Regions from separate parts of the Mus musculus genome. Here region 1 is linked to region 2. A link is a loop called in an ENCODE intact Hi-C map of the cell type or tissue named here. Cell type or tissue: left cerebral cortex. All regions are shown on one strand. Links, peaks and the distances in the headings refer to the core of each region. The heading gives the core; the rest is flanking DNA. Region 1 overlaps Gm35279 (a long non-coding RNA gene). Region 2 overlaps Gm35215 (a long non-coding RNA gene).

Region 1 (2,918 bases), core at 219-2,718, 54 kb before region 2:
TAGGCAGGGTATCTGATATGTGACCTCCAAAGGGGTTGAGAACCGCTGTGCTAGGGCCTCGCTCCAGGACGCTGTAGGGTGTCAAGTGAGAAGGATGCATTCCTGAGGTCGCTTGAAACTCTGAAATCACAATATCTCCAGTGCCCCCATGGCACTACCTTGGTTGATAAGAAATACAGAGCATTAGCTTAAACTAGAGTACTGCAGACAGAGTTAGAAGACTTGGGTTCAAGTCTTAATTCTGCTGCCTTTTGCTGGCAACACCGATCCACAGCCATGATTCTGTCAAAACTGCCCTTGGGTCTTGAATCTTATGATGCTCAGACAAGATGTCACAGGGAAGTAAAAGAGGTCATGAAGAAGCAGGGTGGAGAGTAAGCAGCACGGAGCCCACAGCCAGACACTTGGAGCGAGACCCAGCTCTGTCCCCAAGCATCTATGAATGGAGGCAAGCCAGCTTGCTTACCCTTTACAGTAAGAGCCAGGCTCACACCCGAGTCAGAGGTCACAGGAGAACCTGAGCTTCTCCCTGGGTGCAGGGGAACCCGTTTAGACCATGATCAGTGCTCAGCCATTGTCAGGCTCCCTCAGAGCTCTATCTCCTCCAGCCTGAGCCAATCCTTGCCAATTCTTCTTACACAGATAATCCCTTCCTCTTGTTCCCTCTCCATCCACTCAAGCTATTACTCTCCCACTCTTGAGCCTCTGGGCAGCAGAACTGCTGGGCTCTCTGATCCCATTTTCTGGAATGTTGACTCAAACATCCCCTTACATCCATTAATTACATAATCAAGATCAAATGCACAGTGGCCCTCAGGTGCCCGTAAAAATCATTTTAAAGCCTTAGACTACACATTCAGACATTTTTAAATCAAGCCACTGTGCCTTCCTTATTCAGATCCTCTGGCCTGGAGCCCCTCCCTGTTCTTACTTAGATATAGTTTCCGATTTCATCTTGTGATCTCATGTCTCCACGTAGCTGCTCATTCTTTCCCTTCCTCCTTCTTCCTCCCTTTGGGACCAACTGAGGAAAGACAGTGTAGAACAGGGGTTTGAAGTGCCCACTTCCATGTCTGACAGGTCTCCATTTATTTCCTGGTGTCAGACTTCTGAGGGTATCTGACCTTGGGTAACTCTTATTTTAATCCATATGCTTAGCTAGACTCTCTTTTTGTTGTTTTGTTTGTTCGGTTGGTTTGGTTTTGGGTTTGGGGTTTTTCAAACAGTTCTCTGTGTAGCCCTAGCTGTCCTAGAACTCACTCTGTAGACCAGGCTGACCTCAAACTGAAAGAGATCTGTCTGCCTTTGCCTTCCAAGTGATGGGATTAAAGGTGTGAGCCATTACTGCCCCTTTCCCACTGCCCTGCTCCTAGCTTAGCTAGGACACTCTTAATGTAGTAAGAGAAAAAAAGATGCATTTTGCATCACATTTTACATCCATTTACAATAAATGTATTGAGGGGGGCAGGTTAACTGCTTTTTAGTTAGTGTTTTACTATAAAATGTGAACCAGAATTCAAAATATTAAAATTTTCTTGGATTTTTCATCTCAGTCTTTTTCTGTTCTGTATAAAATTACATCCGACTCACAAGAACCCGAATCAGGGACTGACAGCCTTGTGCCCAGTGCCAAAGTTAATTCCTTTATTATGTTCTTACTCTGCACAAAGATAATCTAATTTCTTGAGCACACACCCTCAGGTCATCTAAGACCAGTGACCCAGCTTTCAGATTAGCCAAAGCAAGATATAGGCAATTCCCAGACAGGGGCTGAATGCTCCGACCTGGTGAAGTTAGAGAAACTAGTCATGGGGACACAGGGAAGGAAGGCAGAGAGGGAAACTGACCTCAGCCAATCAGGAATGAAGAGGGTGTCGATTCCCTCTCAACCACGGAAATGTCAAAAGGGGAAGAGCTAAACCGGTCCCCACAGCAGAGAGGGTACCGCCCAATCCTGCCTCTTTCTGTTCTTGAATTCTTCTTTGCCAAAATCAAGAAGAATGGTTCAGATATTTCCATTTGCAAGGCTTTGGAAAGTTACTTAAATCAAACTCTGCCTGTCTCCATGCCCCAGATCCCAGAGTCCCTGGATCGAAACCTGTGTCCTCCTCTTCCATTCTCACTCTTTTCACCCTCCCCTGTCGGGGTGTCATATAGTTCTCCTGAGGACATCCGTGCCTGGCAGGCTGAGTTTTCTGCTCTAAGCTAATATTGCATCTACCCCCATTGTATCTTTGTGACTTTATCTCTCATTGTCTCACCATGACCTTTCAGTCATCACAAGATCCTGTAACTTAAGCAGCACTTTAACCACAGGTGGATGGTAGTGTAGAATCCATGCCGCAATCAGGAGAAGCATCACGCAGCATGAAGCAAGAGTCTGGGGGGGAAAGCGATCCTGGACTCTGGGCTCAGAGCAAAGGGTCTGAAACAGCTTTGGAGTCTCTGGGGTCTCTAGGACGCTGGCCATCAGTCCCGTCAGTATGCTGTGTGTCTTGCTAGCAGACACCAGACTTCATCTAAGACCTGGGGCAGAAAAGAGGCAAGGAGAGGTGAGTGTTTTTATACCCTCGGGGTGTGAGGTGTGGGCATTGCCCTAGTTACTAACCCAGCAACAGTTCCTGAAGGTTGTCGGGACGAAAGATGTTTCTCCCTTCATCCAGTCTGTCTGGAGGAGGAAGCATGGACAGGCAAAAGATAATCTTACAGTACACACATCAACTGTTTAAATGACTTACTAAATGATAAAGAAGAATTTAGGTTAGTCCCTATGATGGTTTGAATATGCTTGGCCTATAGGAAGTAGCACTATCAGGAGGTGTGGCCTTGTTGGAGGAAATACAACACTGCAGGGGTGGGCTTTGAGTTCCTATGCTCAAGCTATGCTGTGTGTATGAGAGTATGGACTGAACCTCTGA
Region 2 (2,918 bases), core at 302-2,801:
GAAACCACTGTTGACTGGGTTAGCACCCACAGACATGCTCACTGGAGTGTGTCTGTTCCTCTCTAGGGGCCTTTCAGAAGTGAGGTTGCCTTATGAGACTGCGTTCACAGAAGTGAGTTGTTTGGTTGAACATCACTCAGACCATTTATCGTGGCTACTTGTTACCATAGCTTCTGCATATTTGTAAGAATTATTATTATTTTTTAATTCTCAAGTTCAAGGAGAACAAAGCTGTGTGTGGTAGCACACATCTGTAATCCCAGCACTCTGTAGGCTCAGGCAGGCGGACCCCAAGTTTGAGAAACTGTTCTCAGTTTCATAGTGAGACCCTATCTCAAGAAAAAAAGAGTAGGAGGAGAGCCATGAAAGATGGGAAACTACTCATGACAGAGCTTGGTGACATGTGGCAGAACTTACTACTGGGGAGCCAGAGTCTGTCTTGAGTACGTAGGCTTCAATGTGAGTGGTAGATTTTCACGGAAGGTTGATTTTGTGTGATTAAACCAGCGGGAGGGAGGAAAAGTGGGATACTTTTGAAAGATTCACAACTGAGTGAAGAAAGTGTTTGGGCAGCTTCAGAGTTTCAATCCTTTTGGCATTAGTCCCTTCCTTTGCCGGAAAGATGCTTGTGAAACATGAATGTCAATGTGTCTATTTTCTACTTTCAGTTTCTCTTACTGCTTATCTTCCTTATTTTAAGAGCGTGGCAGGTTTCTCTTTAAAGAACTCCATATTCAACGCCACCCCTAGCTTTAATTTATGATAACCATTGATTTCCAAGGCAACTGGCTGTCATGCTATTCGTAGGCACAAAGTTGGAACCGTCATACAAGTAAACATTAGAGAAAGTCGCTCTGCCTGTACTGGGGGCAGGGCAAAGGAGAGAGGAAGGAAGTAGCAAGCTTATGATTGACAGCTTGACCTTTAAACTCAGACAGATCCGGGTTAAGTCCTGAGGCAAATTACTCAACTTCTCCAGATTTTGTGTTCTCACCTATGATATGACAATAATAAATAATACAGACTTTATGGGGCTGTATTCAGGATTAAGAGCAATAAATTACCTAGCAAGTTTGCCATAGTGCCTGACATCTAGTGAATGGAATGTATCATTTTTGTAATTTATGGGGAAAGCTATGGAGAGATCCTGATGCCGAACCACAACATTGGCATGGGATTCTTCCTTTACTTCAGTTTTACTTCTTTAAAAATTACTTGTGCTTTTTGAACTCCTTTCTTAACATTTACAACACAAAATCTTAGATACACTAATAGCAAGAAATCTACTAAGAGATATACTGGGCCTGGAGAGATGGTTCAGCAGTTAAGAGCACTGACTGCTCTTCTGAAGGTCCTGAGTTCAAATCCCAGCAACCACATGGTGCCTCACAACCATCTGTAATGAGATCTGGTGCCCTCTTCTGGGGTGTCTGAAGACAGCTACAGTGTGCTTACATATAATAAGTAAATAAATCTTTTAGAAAAGAAAGAAGTATACTGGGTTACAGATGAGAATGGAAATATGAGGTCACAGAAGCATGTGTGCGTGCGTACCTAGGGAAGAAAGTGCCTTCTACTCGTGAAGGCCTTTCATTCCAGCAGCTGTCAACAGTGGCATACTGTATGAGCCATAGACCACTATAGCAGAACAAGAGACCTGTCCATTTGGGACAAGACCTACCAACACTCATAAATGATCCAAATACATAAAAACACGGAGAAGACCCAAAAGGACAGGTAACTCTTGAGAAATGTCTGGCCCGTACTCTGGCAGCCAGGGGAAAGAAACCTTAACCTAACTGTGGCTGAACAACTTTTATTTCTGGAACGAATAAATCATAACGCGTTTAACCATTTTGTACTGCAGAACACGTGGTTCCCCACATGCTTTCTTTTTTACAATGTAAATGTTGATGCTACCAGAAGTTTTGGAGTCTTTTCTCCTAAAGAAGCGACTCAATACAGGAATAATGAATACAGAAATTTCAAATCCTAGCTCTTTCCTTGACTAGCTATGTGATTTTAAGTAATTATCCATTCACCCCAGTTTTCTCCTGTGTAAATTGGGGATAATGAACATCCGGCTTCACTTCTGCTTTGAAGATGAAGCCACTGTATACTTACATGTTCATGGATTGAAAAAATAACACTGGTCTGGTAGTATAGGCCTCATCCCAGAGACTCAGGAGGCAAGAACATCACTAGGTCAGGATCTACCTTGGCTTCGGAGTAAATTCAAGTCCAGCCTGGGCAACTTAGTGAGACTGTCTCAAAAATATGGAATGAGGGTTGGGGAGATAGTTCAGTGGTAGTGACTAGCCTGGCATGTGTATGACCTTGAGTCTAAGTCCAGGGACCAATGCTTAAACCTCCCTAAAGGAAAAGGTCCTTTATGCATGGATAACACCCTACGTGATAACTGCTATAGCATTAAAGACCGAAACTTGACTTATTCTTAGTTGCAATAGGGCATGCATGCTATTCTGTTCTTGATTTCTAATCCTAAGTCACTCTTTAAATTACTTTATTGCATCAATCTATATTGACAGTGGTGATGCCTCTGTGATCTTGTGTGGCTTCTTCATAATTTTATGACATGCCCTTAAGCATATTAAATGTCACATATTACTGTACTGTTGCTTTCAATGTGGATGTATGTAATTGCAACTAAAAACTTTTAAAATTTTATTATTATTATTATTATTATTATTTTACTTATTCACTTTACATCCTGCTCACTGCCTCACCTCCCGGTCACCCTCCTCCCACAATCCCTCCTCCATCCTTCCTCCTGTTTCCTGAGTGTGTGGGGGCCCCTGGGTATCCCCCTACCCTGGCATCAAGTCTCAGCAGGGCTAGGTGCATTCTCTCCCACTCTAAGTCTAGACAAGGCAGCCCCGCTAAAAGAACATATACCA

What was found. Hi-C counts contacts between places; a loop is a spot of excess contacts. Peaks named below come from ENCODE experiments on the same cell type or tissue, not always from the same donor. Only the 100,000 strongest peaks of a DNase experiment are listed, where the experiment ranks them.
Region 1: a loop joins it to region 2, with 2.0 times the contacts of the local background. A loop is called at or near these places in 1 of 42 quality-filtered maps.

What each region holds. Positions count from the first base shown.
Region 1 is chr13:98,996,190-98,999,107 of GRCm38, reverse strand. Gm35279 (a long non-coding RNA gene) reads right to left here. Exons shown (of 5, transcript XR_873855.1): 2 at 2,609-2,668; 3 at 2,262-2,526. Among named protein-coding and RNA genes, the nearest start is that of Gm35279, 3.4 kb to the right of the region's middle. In left cerebral cortex, for the core only: no CTCF peak of the experiment used is centred there; no DNase peak of the experiment used is centred there.
Region 2 is chr13:98,942,700-98,945,617 of GRCm38, reverse strand. The region is part of intron 1 of Gm35215 (a long non-coding RNA gene); the gene reads left to right. Among named protein-coding and RNA genes, the nearest start is that of Gm35215, 1.8 kb to the left of the region's middle. In left cerebral cortex, for the core only: a CTCF peak has its summit at 1,427 (motif pointing left); a DNase peak (open chromatin) is centred at 621; H3K4me3 peaks cover 446 bases.